Regions from separate parts of the Mus musculus genome. Here region 1 is linked to region 2. The links are chromatin loops, found by intact Hi-C in ENCODE. Cell type or tissue: gastrocnemius. All regions are shown on one strand.

Region 1 (8,000 bases), 100 kb before region 2:
AGGAGTCAACACTTTTTTTTTTTAACATGACGAGACCACTTCATGGGATAGCTCCCTTTCAGTGAGAGGTGAAGCACACCATTCACTATTGACTACACAGACACCCAGCAGACCCCAGCTCCTTCTTCCTGACTGACTGAGGCTTCTTGCCCTTGGACCAGTGAGTCCTTTTTCTTCCTTTTACCGACGTCACTCCTCTCTTCCATTCTATAAACTTGACCATTTCTAAGCCCTGCATCTAACTGCCATCAGGCAACAGTCACCCTCCAGTTCCTGCCTTAGTGCCCTTTGTCATAATTTTTGGGATCCATCCATCTTGCTGCGTGTAGTAGAATTTCTTGGGTTTAAAGGCTGAGTCATATTCCAGGCATATAGATGCTGTGCTGTCTTTGTGTGGTCACCTGTGGATAGACATCAACATTGTCTCCATGTTGTTGTTCTTAAAGTACTGCTTCACCGATCCTTCTCAGAAGGGGGAACAAAGTCCAGAGCAGGGACTGAAGGAATGGCCATCCAGAGACTGCCCTAATGGGGATCCATTCCATAAACAACCATCAAACCCAGATGCTACTGCGGATGCCAACAAGAGATTGACAGGAGCCTGATAAAGCTGTCTCCTAAGAGGCTCTGTCAGTGCCTGACAAATACAGAAGTGGATGTGCACAGCCATCCATTGGATGGAGCATGGGGTCCCCAATGAAGGAGCTAGAGAAAGCATCCAGGGAGCTGAAGGAGTTTGCAGCCCCATAGGAGGAACGACAATGTGAACTAACCAGTACCCCCAGAGCTCCCTGGGACTAAATCGCCAATCAAAGAAAACACATGGTGGGACTCATGGCTCTAGCTGCATATGTAGCAGAGGATGGCTAAGTTGGTCATCCATGGGAAGAGAGGCCCTTGGTCCTGTGAAGGTTCTATGACCCAGTATAGGGGAATGCCAGGGCCAGGAAGTGGGAATGGGTGGGTTGGGGAGTAGAGATAGGGAATTTTCAGAGGGGAAACTAGGAAAGGGGATAACATTTGAAATGTAAATAAAGAAAATATCAAATAATAATAATAATAATTAATAATAAGCACTGCTTCACACACTCATGCTAACATCTCTTTGGTTAGCTCATTTCAGATTCAGAGAATGAATAGCAGTGGAGTTTCCAGACCATATGGTCATCCTACTTTTTGTTGGTTTGTTTGAGGAAGCTCCATACTGATTTCCATGGCAGCAACATTCTTTCTTTTATTTCCATCAACAATGTGGCATTATGTTTGAATGATCTTTTATAATGAAAGCTGAACACCAAGAGCTAAGTGAACTCCAAGAGTCTTCCCTCCACAGGGGCTGACAGCTTGTGCCTGGCCTTGAGGAGGACTGCAGATGTGTTTCTTGTACTAAATGGAACTGGATAGAACCCCCAGTTATGTGGGGGAAGGGCATAACTGTCCTGTCAGCAATCTAGGGTTCAACAATGTAGCAATGTAAAGTTCAAAACATTCAGACCCTAACTGTCACTATGAGTTCCTTGACCATTCCAGAATTGATAACAGTGACCTGTCGACATGGACCTGTCGACGTGGGCCTTGACTTGCTCTATACGAATGGCCTGGGTACAATGCTAAGAACACTAAACTCTCATTCTCCTTATAACCTCCCTCAGCACTGAGAGATCTCTAGTCTCCATGAGTTTCAGAGTCATGTTGGTGGCAGAGAGGTCAAAGGATTGGGGACCGTATTTATCATGAGCTACCACAGTACCAGCACATGCCATAATATGGAAAGCTAAAAAAAACGTATTCCAAGCACTGTCCCCCTCAGCTATGAAGTGTCCCACTGGATCCCGAAGGTCTGGAGATTTGTTGCGTTACTGTTTTCATACCCATAGCCTGGTGCAAGCAAGTACGTGCATGCACGCGTGCATGCATACATATGCCAGTCCCCACATATTTCACACATGCTTAACTGTACACACCCAAGGATTATAAGAGATAACAGAGAAACAGGATGTTGACACTCTGTTCAAGGCTTTCCAGACAAGAAGACTCAAGAAAAGGTAGTGACATGCTAACCCCATCCAGTTTAAACCAGAAAACCAGGGCTGGATAGGCATCTCCATATTTGCAGCAACATTCGGCTACGATGCATTTCTCTAGACCTCTAGTTCCTTGGCAGTAAAAGGAAGTCACCAGGGGTTCTCAGAAGCTTTAAGTGAGGGGTTGTGGGGTGGGGTGATGACAGAATGTTCTTGCTCTAAAAAAAAGAGTCCTACTTAGAACCACAATATATATAAAATGAAAGCTGACCTGTTTTTATTGCAGAGGCTGAACCCCACTTCCTAGCTCTTTTCTGATCAGCCAGACTATGGAGAACAGAAGCTCCTTGTACGGAATGCTCTCCAAAGCTCCTTCTGGTCTACCCCTCTCTGAATCTGTAAGTTCTATTTATTCGTAATTCATCGTCCATGCTACAGAGAATATAATACAGTGAGCACTAACTAGCTCCTGAGGGTCAGGTGGCTTCTGATAGAAGGTATTTATGTGTTCTGGGTCTTGCTGGATGAAAGACAGCTTTCAGCTCAGTTATTCTTGTACCAAAAGCAGGGAGTCCCAAACTTCCCCAAGAGAGGACAGGGGAAAGGAAGGACACCTCAGAGCACAGGAGCTAGGTCAAGGGCACCCACTACAGCAGACAGCACTCAGCATACATTATCCCTTCTCAAGTCTTTGTCCACACCACTCACACGCCCGCCATTTTCTGTGAAAGCTAAGCAAGAAGAGCCTATAGCAACAAATCCTATTTTAACCTGAATCTCCCGCTCCAGAGCCCAGAGCTCAATGCCAAGCGTCCATCTTTGCTGGTTATTTGCTTGTGCAGTCACGTGTGGAATCAAAGGTCAGCTAAGCATAACACATTAGCATAAATGGGCTCTACCAGTTTCTTGAACAAATGAAAACTCGCTCCTGGAATATCACCGAATGCTCCCTTCTGACAGCAGCCTGGACATGGAAACAATGGAGAGCTGACAATGGGTCGCTCTCTTTGTGGGAACACGTTTGAATAGAGAATTTTAAATGTAAACCATCTTCGGGTTGAAAATAGGTTCTGCATAAAATATTCATTGCTCACTCTAAAATGTATTATAAATGCAAGAGGGAATGATTTTTTTAAGTAATTGTACCCCCCCCCCCAGTTATCCATTTATATACTTAGACATACCATTTTGAAACCCCATTTAATTTAAAAAGTAAGATGTGAGTTTTTCAAGGCTGTGATGCTGGAGTGAAGGTTTTTCTACCATTTAAAACGTGCTCCGTTTGACTGCTAAGACTTTGGGAAAATGCAAATGATGTATACATTGCACTGGACTTACAGTCAAAGAGCTCAAGTAGCAATATCGTCCCAGTCACAGGAGGGAAACCCATGCAAAGACTGAAACCTCCTTCTTCCCATTGCTGCTCTGCTTGTCTCTGGAGTAAGAATTGCTAATCGCTTGCTTTGTGGAATGCCGGGCTTTGAAAGAATATCAAATAGAGGGTAGCATTAATGATTAAAAGAAAATAGGGAAATTTTGACGATGCTGCTTGGCTTTGAAGTGTAATTGCCAAGACCTCAAAAAGTAATAACTCTTACTCTAGGATGGCTCCACCAAGGCAGCTGCTCTTTCCTCTCTTTCCCCCCTAGCTGACTTCAGTTGCTTCTCTGCTGCTTCTCCAAGGATTGTGACAGAAGTTTCAAAAGGTTGCCAAGGTAGGTTTCTGGCCTGCGATTATAGATCTGCTGAGCTGCAGTAAGCTCATGGCACCGAGCTCAGGGATTGTTGGCACAATGAACAGACAGAGGCCTTGTGCCAGGTCTCCACCCTGCCGCCTGCTGGAGCAGCCTGGCCAGCTCCAGTCACCAGTAACAACATTAAACTTCCCTACGAGTCACACTTGCTATTCCCAGAGAGTCTCAAACTTATGAAATAAGTTCTCTACAAACAATCGTCGTCCTCACTCTGGTTCCCCCACAGGGAAGTTGCATGTGTCCTGTAAACAGGGCCACCGGTCTAGCTCGAGCCCAGGGACTGGGCGGGTTAATGGCACTGGGTTGAACTTAAGGCTGAGAGTTAATTCTCTCCAGCTGGCCATTTATCCTCAGGAAATGTCCTGATTCTCCATCATTATTTTCCAAATCTTAGAACAGATTATCTCTCTTGGAATCTTCGAGCTGTCAATACATGGAGGTCTTAGTGTGATTGTTTAGGAGACAATGCCAAAAAAAATTCTCTAAGTCTAGGAAATTCTCTGCTCTCTCCTCCAGCCTTGCTGGCACCGACTAGAGTCTCAGCAAATGCCATCAATCATATTTGATAACTACATGACCAACCTAAAAGCTATTTGTTTCTGGGGAGGGAGTTCATTTGATCGATTTTTAGTTTGAGGAGATTGGGAGGAGGGGGGGGGTATTTTGGTTTTTGCCAAAGTGACTGAACACATGATAAGGTTCTCAACAGTGTATGTAGATTCCTCATAAGGGACCTGCCTTCACTTGGGACAATGTTAGAGGGTTTCTGAATACTTTCTACTTCTGGTGGCTGACTTCAAGAATCCGTTAGGGGAGAACTCATGAGCCTTAAAAAGAAAAACACTAAGAAAAAAAATTTACCAGCAAACAAGTTAAGACTTCCACAGTGCCCCAAAACAAATTAAACCTTGTTACATATCAGGAAAACTTGACAGCTGCTACTCTGTAAATTTTTTTCTTTAATATTTACTATAAACAGCATTAACAGTGGGCTTCTCTTCTTTGTCTTCTGAAGGCACCTCCTGCTGTAGGCAAATGTCCTTACCCTCAGCCTGATGGTTTTTACGCTACCCTCGCTTACCGTTGTGTTGTGGACTTAGGGCTTGAGAACACAGGGAGGATGAATTTCTAGGAAACCAAGAATCAGGTCAGCAAAGTGTGCCATAGCCCTTCCCCGGGGGCCCAGAGGAGAAGCTCTGAGTTCAGCGTTTCTGCTGTGACTTCATGTGTTCTCACCAGCTTAGGTGGGTCTCTTTTTGGTATCACTCTGTCCTGCTTTGTTTTATAGAGATGCCTTTGCTTTCATTTCTTGTTTACATGTCAATTAGACATTTCGACTTGGCTCGTTTGCCACGGCTGCTTCTTCATCGTGGTTCCCAGCTATCCCCCCCCCACCCCCCCAAAGCACAGCAGCAACAGCCTCCCTAACTCTCTCCTGAGCTAAATACGGAGCAGTCAGGCGGTTTTCAGGAATACGAGAGAAACAATGTTTTTGGTCCCTTCTGAAAAAGTCCTCAGAAAAAAAAAGCCAGCATGAGGCATGTTCCTTCTCACAGAGAGGAACCTTGATTGGAAGTCCCAAGACAATTGTCAAGCTAACCAGGACAGCCTGTAGGAGAGGAAGCCGAGAGAAAGGCTGTCAGTGTGTGAGAAGGTATCTCCTCCCCACCCCACCCCCACCACCCTCCAACCCCAAAATAAACCCGGAGCTGATTAGCTGCTTTGGTCTTGGGCCAGTTGACTGCCAGCGAACAAGCTCAGGCTGAGTGTCTCTGCACGCCCTGTAGCCCTGTAGGGAGTGGGAGACTATTCACTGGGACGGTTCTTTTTTTTTTTTTTTAAAAAGACAATGTAGCCAAGAGGTAAAGTGTCAAAATACCTTCCTAAAAATAGACGCTTCTCCTGCCAAGGATAAGGGCACACACTCCAAGGCTCCAGACAGTTGTTGGAGCATCTGCTCACGTCTCACAGAAGAATATCAGTCGTGACGGGCAAGTATTTGGAGAGTCAACCTGTGACAGGAGCATATGAGTTAATTATAGTTAGCAGAGATTATTCTATATTAGTGCATCAACAAACCTGTTAGCCTGGTCTTCAGTTCTCCTATTAATGGGGGGTCTTCTCCCCCCAAACCCCGTGTTATAGTTATACCAGCATATTGAAGCTTGCCAGAAGATTTTTATAGAACAGTAAAGCCAATGCATAAAGCTGGTTGATTTTGATATCTGCTGTCTAAAGCTTTAGCAAAGCCTTGGATAACAGTCAAAGATTATGGTCATGTTTACAGTTTGGAAGCCTGAAGAGGAGGAGATGCTGTCCTATAATTTAAAAAGACTTGAAAATACTTTCCTAGCCAACTATCACACAACAGAAATCATTCTGGAATGAAGCGCTGGACTGAGTTTAGGGCAGAGATTGCCACCATGGCTTAAAAATAAGGGTAGAAGGTACACATTTGAGTTTTAAAACATGTGTGTATGTCAGCCTCTGAGAGACACACAGTGGGGCAGTTGGACAAGTCAGGATTAATTTTCATGGAAAACAAAAAAACAAAAAAGAAAAATAGCCAGAGATGGATAGATGCACAGGGGTCATTTGTCTTCCACTCTCATCCCCAGCCTACCCCACGCCCCGCCAGGCATGAAGAGAAGAGAGCTAAGGAGTTTGGTGTTGTCACATAGCCAGTTGGTGCCAAACCAGAAAACAGCCCAAGTCTATGTGACACCTCAGAACACTGGAGATCTGTGTGACACCTCAGAACACTGGAGATCTGTGTGACACCTCAGAACACTGGAGATCTGTGTGCCAATATGTCCTGAGCTCAGAGCTTTGCACATGTCTGTGACTTATGTTCTGTGCTGAGTGTCTGCCACGGACCGAGAATGTCTTACAAATAAAACTGTTTTTATAAAATAACCCACAAAGCAAGTTTTAATAGGTCTTGATAGTAAGCCCACTAACATTTTGATGTGTACATTATAGAGAGCTAATTATTACATACAAATACCCTGGGGAGAGTTGGAAGAAAAAAAACATTGATAGCAATATACTTTTGCCCACAGAGGTTCAAGAGTTAGGTAAAGCTAAAAGCCACTCTTTAAACATATAAAAATCTTTTTTCCCCCACGGAAATCTTGAACAGTTGCATGGACGTTTGGCTTCTGACCATATGGTGTGTGCTGAAACCGATCACACGAATCTTGTCATTCAGACTTGTTGACTTGGGAATGTGCCCTGGTTCCTTCTCAGGCTCTCAATTCAGCTCAAGCCCAAATGACAAATGATCAAGTCATTTTTCAACGAACCCCAACCTGCATCAACCCAGAGGCTAGAAGAAACTGTGCCAAGCCATCTCCCCACACATGATCTGACCCACACTACCGCAGGTCAAGCAGAGCACGTAAGAAACTCTGAAAGTAGTAGGTTGGCCAGAAGTGGGTCGAGAAGGAGATTTTAACCAAAATTGTACATTGCATCAACCACGTGGGATTATGAGCCTGGTGTTCGGTGTCATCTGATTGATGCCCTCATTGCTGTGACAGGGAATTACTGGTGCCATAACTGTGGTGCCACGGTGGGATCCACCCACGTGAGCATCGGAAAGGCTGTCCAGGGTCAAGTGCCTTAGGTTCTCTACCCATCTTCCATTCCAGCGTTTCTCTCCTTCCTGGGACCTCCCCTTCCAGTGGATCCTGCATTTTCCAAGTCCCTATTGAGGCTACAGTGTCTGAGACAGCTATGACAGTATCTTTACCCTTCAGTGTAGTTTCTTTTACCCTGCTTGCAGCAGCAACCCCACCCCCCACCCCCGCCATCTGTGGAGAGTTGGTGACAGAGGAACCCGTATTGGCTTTTTAATGATTGGAAGTGGTTTCCTGCTGGGTTGACATCATTCTAAAGAAAGAAGGCATGGCAATTTATCCTAGGATGTGTCCAAGTACTTACCAGTAATTGTCAGAATAGAGAAAGGAGGCCACCAATCTTGCAACAAGCAACAGCATCCCTGGAGACAGGGTAGCATGAATGGGGGCTGGGGCAGCCCCGTGGCAGAAAGAAAGGGTTCTGAAAGTTTTGGTCCTTGGTGTATGTGTGTTAAGCCACTGCAGCAATTAGCTGACTCTGTCAGGGAAGCAGGACAGAGTGTTCACACCCCTCACCAGCTGAATGACGTCAGAAGGTGCTTAGCCTCTCTTAAACCCAATTTGCTCATCCAAATCTCACT
Region 2 (8,000 bases):
TTCTTCATCCTGAGTGAGCTAAGAACATTCATTAGCATGAGTCATTGGGTACCACATTTGATGACTGGCACTGCCATAGAAAGCATCGTATGTGGGCTAGCCAAGACAACACAAAGACATTGCCTCACAGGTGAGGAATGGAGAGGTGTGAGATCAAGTTAGAGCTGTTGTTTGTTCCTTCTGAGAGCTGTCCCTCACTCAACTGGCTCTGGATAATTCGCTACACTCTGTTATGTTCCTTGACTTATAAATTATTGCCACCATCTTTATATTCACATCTGTGGCATCCTTCCTGAACTCCAAGTTTCCTTCTCATACATACAATCAGTCATGCAAGATAAGGTATGAGGGATGAAGGCAGAGAATTAAAAATTGGAGGTCTTCCTCAACTACATAGCAAATTCAAGGATAACTTGGGCTACGTAAGACCCTAGTCTCAAACAAACAAACAAAAGAAAAACTCACTCATATAGGATTATGGCTCAGTCTAGACTTCGGTTTCACTTGATTACATCTATAAAAATCTGTTTCCAAATAAGGTTATACTCTGAAGCACTGAAGATAATGACTTCAACATATGAAATTTGGAGTTACAGCACAGTACTCGTGGATATAACTTCTATAAAAATTTGTATCATTTCTTTAAAATGATTCTGAATTGATTTGCATATAAACGGTGTGATATCCTAATTTATGTGGCAAGACAAAGAATAACGAGTCCCATTAATAGGAGACTCAGAACAGCCAGGTAGTTCACAATGGAGACTACATTTGTGCCATTAAACTTTATTGTCTAAGATATATTTTTATTATTTATTTACTTATGTGTGTTTCTATGTCTATAGGAGTGACTATTTTATGTGTATGGGTGCACGTGAAGGCCAGAAGAGGGCAGACATTGGATCCCCAACAGTTGACGATAGAGGCAGTTGTGAGTCACCTCATGTAGGTGCTGGGTACCAAACTCCAGTCCTCTGAAAGAGCAATAAATGCTCCTGACTGCAGAGCCATCTATATAGTCCTAATACACTAAACTTCAAAACGGTCTCCTACTTTTCTTATGCCAGGCATAGTGGCGTGCGCCCGTACCCATAGTGACTCGGGAGGCTGAGAGATGATCTCAGGTTCTTCAAAGCCAGCCCGTGCAACCTTTAAAATAGGAAAGTTTTGCTCAGTTGCCTAGAAAGCAAGAGGCCCTGTGTTTGGTCCCTAGTACTGACAAAAGGGTGCCTTTTTTCTAATTTGTGGGGTTTTGCATGGGGGCAGGAGTAAGGGAAGATGAGTGAGAAAAGAAGTGATCTAGAGACGTCATCCATAAAGTCTGCAGGCTAATAGCCCAGGAATTGGATAGTTCTCGGACTTGGGTATCATCCTCTTTACCAAGGAGGAACTTAGGGTCATTGATGCTAATGACACCCCTTTAGACTCCGTTTGGTAAATGATGGGGCTTAGGATGTAAAATCAGTTTACTCTCATCTCAGACCATCCCTTGGACTGCCCAAGTCATTTCTTGAGCATCTTGCTTTGAAAAGCAAGTGTTGGCTACAAAGATGTTTGTTTCTAGTACATTGTTTCTAGTACAGAGGTCACCACTTCTTGAGAGGATCCTCGTGCATGATGTGTTTGCACCACATCTCATAATCGATGCTCAGTTTTAAGGAGAGCTTCTGGGATATAACAGCTGCAAGCCCTCTGCAACCACACTCATGTCATACTATAACATACAGAACACGTTCTCCTTTTAATAGGGAGGTCCAAGTGCAGGCTACACAGTATAGCCTTTCCTCTAGCTTCTCCTACCCTACTCTGCCGCAGAAGGGAGGAGACTGTGTTGATAAACCCACTACATCGCTCAATTTTTAATTTTTGAAAACCCAATGTACTTTGAAGTTTTAAGGGGGAAAAAACATAGAAATCCAAGACGTTAATAAAGACAGTAGAATTCGCCCTTTAAAAGTACTAATTTTCCACTATGTCTAGACATGAAATGAGTCAATTTTTTGCCGGTTTTCTCCGGCAGAAAGGTTAGTTAGTATCTCCATGCTTATAGCTTAAAAGAAGTATTTGTACGGACAAGATGAAGAGATACAACTTTAAAGGCCAAGGCCAAGGAAATGCTGAGGAGCGAAAAGGCTTGGGTCACGAGGGAGAGGGTTTCAATAGCAGCAGCCTGTGCCAGTCAGTAGCATCCAGGATGTTAACCGACTGAGGAGTAAGAGGTGAGGAAAACAGACTCTAGCTTTGGAGCTCCCTCGTTTGACTTTAGTTATCGTCACTTTACATCTTCGTAATCCATTGGCTTCATTTTTAACGAAGCTCTCTTTGCTTCGCCACCAAAGAAATGGAAAATGCTTGCTACCAGAGAAAGTCCTAAAATGGTCGGTCAGCTTTGGTTATCCTCAAAGAGATACAAATCCATCAATCAAGGTCATCCTCTCTACTCGCAACACTCAAAGCCTTCTCGTCCTGGAGGATGCTTCTTTCAGCATCTTGGAAGGTTTAGAAGACATAGGGAGGTCCACAAAGGTCCAGCTTTGTAGGGACACATGTCAAGTTGTCATTACCAGCTGCAGTGGGCTCTGCCCTCTGAGATATGGGATCATAGTGTCCATTCCACAGATCCGGGAGTAGAGAAGGTAAGAGGATAAGGTTTAAGGGGCCCTGCAAATGTCAGGGCAGAACTTTGAAACAGCCAGAGTCCCTGTTGACCGTGGGCGACTGAGCCTGACAGCCCAGCCCAGCCCAGCCCTGGGAACCGGGTACAGTGAAAACACGGAGAGTGGCTTGGTCAATGAAAAATTATCCTCATGGTGGAATGAAGGCTTTGGACCCTGCATCTAGTGCACCCTGCTAACTTGGTCCTGGCCCCAGACACCGCGGTCCTCGAGGGTCCTCAGCTGTAACCCTCAGGCTTTTTCCTTGAAACGATCACTTTGGCCTTCCTGATCTGAAATCTCACCCCTTGGCTGTGGAGCTGACTTAAGTAAGGCCAGTCTGGGGAATTACACAAAATAGGATCGAGTCCAGGTGGGTTTATCAGAGGCGAGAGCTCCGGAAGGAATTCAGAGTTTAATTAACTCGTGCCCTCTGTACACGCCCCCAAAGGAAAGGGAACCCTAATAGGGACCCCATCAAAGTGTTTGATCAGAGGAAATTGGGTTCGCCTTTTCCTCTCCTTCACCTTTCCTATCTGGCAATCAATCCATCTGGATTATTGGCTGAACCTGGGCAACAGCATTAAAAAGGGCACAGAATCGGAGGCGGGGCGGGGCGGAGACTGGCGGGCCTGCAGACCGCAGCCCGGCCGGTGCTGCCTCGCGGGAGGGATCGCGGCCCCGCACTGTGCGCGTGGGCGCGCAGAGCCGCCTGGATCCCCTGCGTCCGCGCTCCGGGATTTCGCTGGCGCCGGCGCGACGGCCGGGGGCGGGTGCTCTGCAGCGGCCGGGACTGGAGCGCGCACTCCGCCTGCAGCCGAGCAGCGGCCCGGGAGCCGCCACCACCTTGCAAGCCCCGCGCCGCCTGCGCTGACCTGGACCGCGCGGCCGCAGCGCTACGGGCCCGGCTGCGGACGCTCCCGGGGCTGCGCACGCGGGAGCGCGCCTGACGCGGAGGACCGCAGCTCTCAACGCCACCGCCGAGGACCGCGCGGCCGCCTCTCGCGCGTGGGGTGAGTGGCGAGGGGCGCCGCGGCTCGGGCCGCGTTGTCACGGCGCGGGGTGGGACGTCCGGCGGTTTGGGAGCGCGGGGACCGCACGAGAAGAGCTGCTGGGCTGTGGCTGCCTAGAGGCTGGGCACACGGCCCCCTCGTGCTGCGTGGCAGCCAGGTTCCCCCTGCGCCGAGGCCAGCTGCATGGCCCGGAGCCCGGCCACGCGAGATCGGGGAGGCGAGGGTGAGTGGCTGAGGATCGCCTGTCACCTACTGGCGTCGGCGGGGAGACTAGGCGCCTAGCGTGCCCGGGAAGGGCTGCCTGCCCTGGAGAGGCAGCCGCAGCCTGCCCTCGGTGGAGACCCCTGCTCTGCACGCAGCTCGCCCGTGGGAGAGGAGGGGAGCCGCGACGTCCTCCCTTCTGGCAGAAAAAGTTGAAGAAACTAGGTCTGTTAATAATTAGCAGGAGCGGGACTCGGGATGCAGCAGAAAGCTGTTGAGTTTTCATTGCCCTCTAAGAAAAACAAACGGCATCGCCAACGACTATTGGCAGGGCCGTGTTATTTTTGGGACTTTGGGAAAATTGTCCACAGATTGCGTTCGGGAGACTGAAGACGGGGGGTGTACCCGGGAGGTCGTGGGGACGGCTGGCACAGCTTTGAGTCCCAGCCCGCCCCTGTAGGACTCAGAGTCTTAAGCCTGACGCACTTGGTTCCTGGTTTTAAAACGTGTCAGAGGCAGAACTGCAGCCAGGATCAAGGAGAAGAACGCACCGCGAACCGGCCTAAAAGGAGCATGTGTAAAAATCGCTGGCGGAGCCCAAGTGCACTTGTGCTGTTTAAAAAAAAAAAAAAAAAAAAAAAAAAAAAAAAAAAAAAAAAAAAAAAAAAAGAATGTTGCATTTGTGGCTTTTAGGGTAGGTTTTATGAATGACAAATTATACTTGATGAAATTGTATCTCCTATCTGTCCCTGAACAGTTCTGTCTGCCGCCTGGTTTTAATCAGCGCTTTGGGAAGGCAGTGTCTGCGCTGATGTTATATAATTGACATGGTTCGCCATCAGATATTTTTAATGTACTTTCGGACGAAAGAAACTTCATCTGTCTCTTCAGACAGGCTCAAGGTGTAGACAGAGTGAGGGCTGCAAAGGTTTGCCCTCCTCTAGCTCCAGATGTGTGAGCTCAGCTGTTGCCTGTCACTTAGGTGACAACTGGCCTTTTTCTGACTAAGCCTTTGCTGTCGCCATTATCCTCAGTAAAGTATCAGTGTTCGGAGGCCTTCTATTACCAAGAGTGGGACCGGGCCCCTTGGGAGGTGTCAGCCGTGTTTGACCATCCCTAACAATATGTCTGTTTTTAGAATAGAAAGGGGGGGAGGACCAAAAAAAACCCTGACAGCAAGATAGATACACTTTTAGATTAAGACCAACCTAATCTAAAAATTCTGTTTTAATCAAGACAGCTCCGTAAGGATGACGCAATGTTTGTCAAGCCTTTCTCCCTAGAACAATATTTACTCCCACCAGGGGATTTAAAACTTAAACAACAGCCATTTATCTTGCTGTCTGGTAGAGCTGGGTTCATTTTGCCTCCAATGTGGTCCTAGCCTAGGTGGCTGGAACAAGAATCTATCACTGGAGCCAGCTGGAGCCGGAAGAAAGAAAAATATAACACCTGCTGGTACCAGAGAGCCCTAAATGCCATCAACCAGGGAGTCGGGATATTTTATAAGCGCGTCCAGAAATGTTTATACTAAAGATTTAAAGGTTAACACTGCAAGGGCTATACACAAAAGGCACTAGAAATAAATGGATGTGTTGCCCTCAGTTAAGAGATAGCATACTTACTGATAATTTGAAATAATAATTATGACTTGTGAATGAATTCTCATGTTTCTAAATAGGCCCTAGAAAGGAAGGGCAGTTGGGGGAGGGGAGGGGGTACGCAGAATGATGTCTAAAGATGGACAGGCTGATATGAGTGAATGAGTTTAGTAATTTAATTTTTTTTCATTCTTAATTTAGTTCTAGTTAGAGAGTTACCACGGAGTGAGCCTGTTGATTCATGGACTCTTTTGAAGAGAAAACTGCTATATGTCACTAAAGTGACAAATCAACCAGTTCTGCCCAATGAAGCTTAAAGGGTTGACTTTATTATTTTTTTTTTTATAACCAAAGACCATGGGTTCACTCTTGGCTGTAATGAGTCAGCTTGGGTTATGAAAGGAACACCTAATACAAGCTAGGAAGAAAAAAAAAAAAGTTTGCAGTTAACAGCTGGAATATGATTGAGTTGGCCCTAAAAAACGGAGTTAAATTTTACAGTTTCCTCAGGGAATTTCAAAAGTGAGCTGGGACGTAAATTTGTGAAATATTATGATTAGATAATCTCTTTTAAAGTCCACAGTAACTTGTCAGTAGCGCACAAAAAGGCTAAGTTCTGCAAAGTGATGACTTTGCTGTACCAGTGGGCTAACCTGGGCAAGTGCTGGTCACCATGGGTGAGCCCCGCCCCAGTGACATTCCTAAGGCTGGAGAAATAGAATGAAGACTCTTTAAAAATTATTTACCATCAAGTAACTCTTAGAACTCTTAGTAACTCCTACCCTACCCTGTATTTTTGAACTGTCTGTCTGATCAGGGTTATGTTTGCTGATCTTTTAATTACAGCATTCAATTCCCTGAACCAAGTCGTTTATAATGGACAAATCTTCCATTTTAAAGAAGTAGAATTCCAAAAAGCAAAATGGGGTTCTGGAGAGATGGCTCGGTTGGGAAAGTATTTGTTCTGCAAAGATGAAGGCCTCAGTTCAGATCCCCAGGACCCATGTACAAAACTGGGTGTGGTCACCTATGCTTATCAGCAACCAGGGTCGCAGGGCAGGAGGGACCAGAGCTTGCTCTCAGGCCAGCCAGCATAAACCATCAGCAAGTTCTAGCTCTGTGAGAGACTTTGTCTAAACAAGAATTAAATAAGGTGGGGAGACATGGAGGATAATGCTGGACATCAACTTCTGACCTCCGTGCAAAGACCTACACTCACACACACACACACAGTGTTTCTCATGTGAGCATAGAAATGTTTATGTCATCTGAGCAACATAGACTCCTCCCCCTCCCCCCAGGAAAACAGTTCTGTGTTTTCTCCATGTTATATATGTTCTTCATTCACCTCTTACCACTGTGAGAATATTAGAACTGTGTAAATCCAGGTATAAAATGTTCTACAATGACAAGGAATAAGGGATAGGAAGGAGGTGTTTCCCTGTGGTTATGCTAAGGGACCGTTAGTTTTCTCCTGGTTATTGGGTAGAGATGTGTAGAGTTGCATAGTGGTGCTTTTAGAAAGTGGGTATGGACAAATGATTGGGGGGAGAAAAGCAGAGTTATCTGGAGGTCAAGCCGTGCACTGCTAATAGTGCTGTGCCTCTAAGCCTCAGCAGCAAAGGGAGCCAGCGCCTCCAACAGTATGTCAGAGACCAGGATTGCCCAAGGGCAGCAGAGCTGCTCTGTCCTTCTGGACTCCTCCCTTTGGATATAAGCATAAGCCATCCCTCAGCACCCTGGTAACCAATAAACCTCCTTGTTTATAGTAATGCTGAGCAGAAGGGGTGGGGGGGGGCGGAGATTGGCTCCTGCTGTGGGCTGGTGCGTGAGCATCCAGGACCATCGGAATGGGCTGGCCAGTAGCAACCAGGAACCCTTGCAAGCCCGTTTCCCTTGACCCTCTCTCCTGAGGAAGGCGGTGGAAAGAGACTTACTTTACAGCTTGGGGCATGCTGATGTCATGACGCTTCTGGCACAAAGATACGATAGAATAATCAGATCCCTCTCTGTGTGCCAAAATGACACGATTTTTCCACGAGCTGTTCCTGAACCGCTGGTCCACGGGCACGGCCTGTTTCCAGTTATGGAGTGCGGGAGGGGGCTCGGCGGGGTGGGGGTGGGGGTAGGGTAGGAGGAGGGGCAGGCCTCTTCAGACAGTTCGATAATTCTTCCTATGTCTGTCTGTTTAAACTACAAGCTCATAGTCACATCTGAAGGGACTTCTTTGAGAACACAAAGACAGTACTGCCTCCCGTGGTCATTTGCCTATGAGGTAAAACCCCAGATAGGCAGAAGCCGGTGTAAAACATTTGAAAACAGAGAAAGCAAGGGAGCCAACAGCTGCCATTCACTTTTTATGTGACGCCTCTCCCCCAAGTTTTGTTCTAAAAAGTTTTTAAATCAACTGGCTAGTTAAGCTGACATTGCATTTTTTTTCCCTCCCTGGGAGATTGGAGCGATCCCGTTCATTGCCAGCACGTTACATACATACTCTTCAGAAAACAAGTTAGGGGCTGTGTTATTTCATA

What was found. A loop is a pair of places that touch in the nucleus more often than their neighbours do. Peaks named below come from ENCODE experiments on the same cell type or tissue, not always from the same donor. Only the 100,000 strongest peaks of a DNase experiment are listed, where the experiment ranks them.
Region 1: it touches region 2 in a loop (2.8-fold over the local background); 13 of 42 quality-filtered maps call a loop at or near these places.

The regions. Positions count from the first base shown.
Region 1 is chr15:93,696,106-93,704,105 of GRCm38, reverse strand. Gm41387 (a long non-coding RNA gene) reads right to left here. Exons shown (of 3, transcript XR_875601.1): 2 at 5,658-5,790; 3 at 5,460-5,567. Gm41386 (a long non-coding RNA gene) reads left to right here. Exons shown (of 7, transcript XR_875596.1): 5 at 2,311-2,422; 6 at 3,674-3,739; 7 at 6,397-6,691. Among named protein-coding and RNA genes, the nearest start is that of Gm30339, 6.4 kb to the left of the region's middle. In gastrocnemius, a CTCF peak has its summit at 3,876; DNase peaks (open chromatin) are centred at 2,800, 3,818, 5,509 and 6,445; H3K4me3 peaks cover 1,186 bases; H3K27ac peaks cover 1,996 bases.
Region 2 is chr15:93,591,361-93,599,360 of GRCm38, reverse strand. It overlaps Prickle1 (prickle planar cell polarity protein 1), which reads left to right and starts at 3,459. Exons shown (of 8, transcript NM_001033217.5): 1 at 3,459-3,667. In gastrocnemius, CTCF peaks have their summits at 3,919, 7,107 and 7,732; DNase peaks (open chromatin) are centred at 3,831, 4,294, 7,166, 7,277 and 2 more places; H3K4me3 peaks cover 4,391 bases; H3K27ac peaks cover 4,063 bases.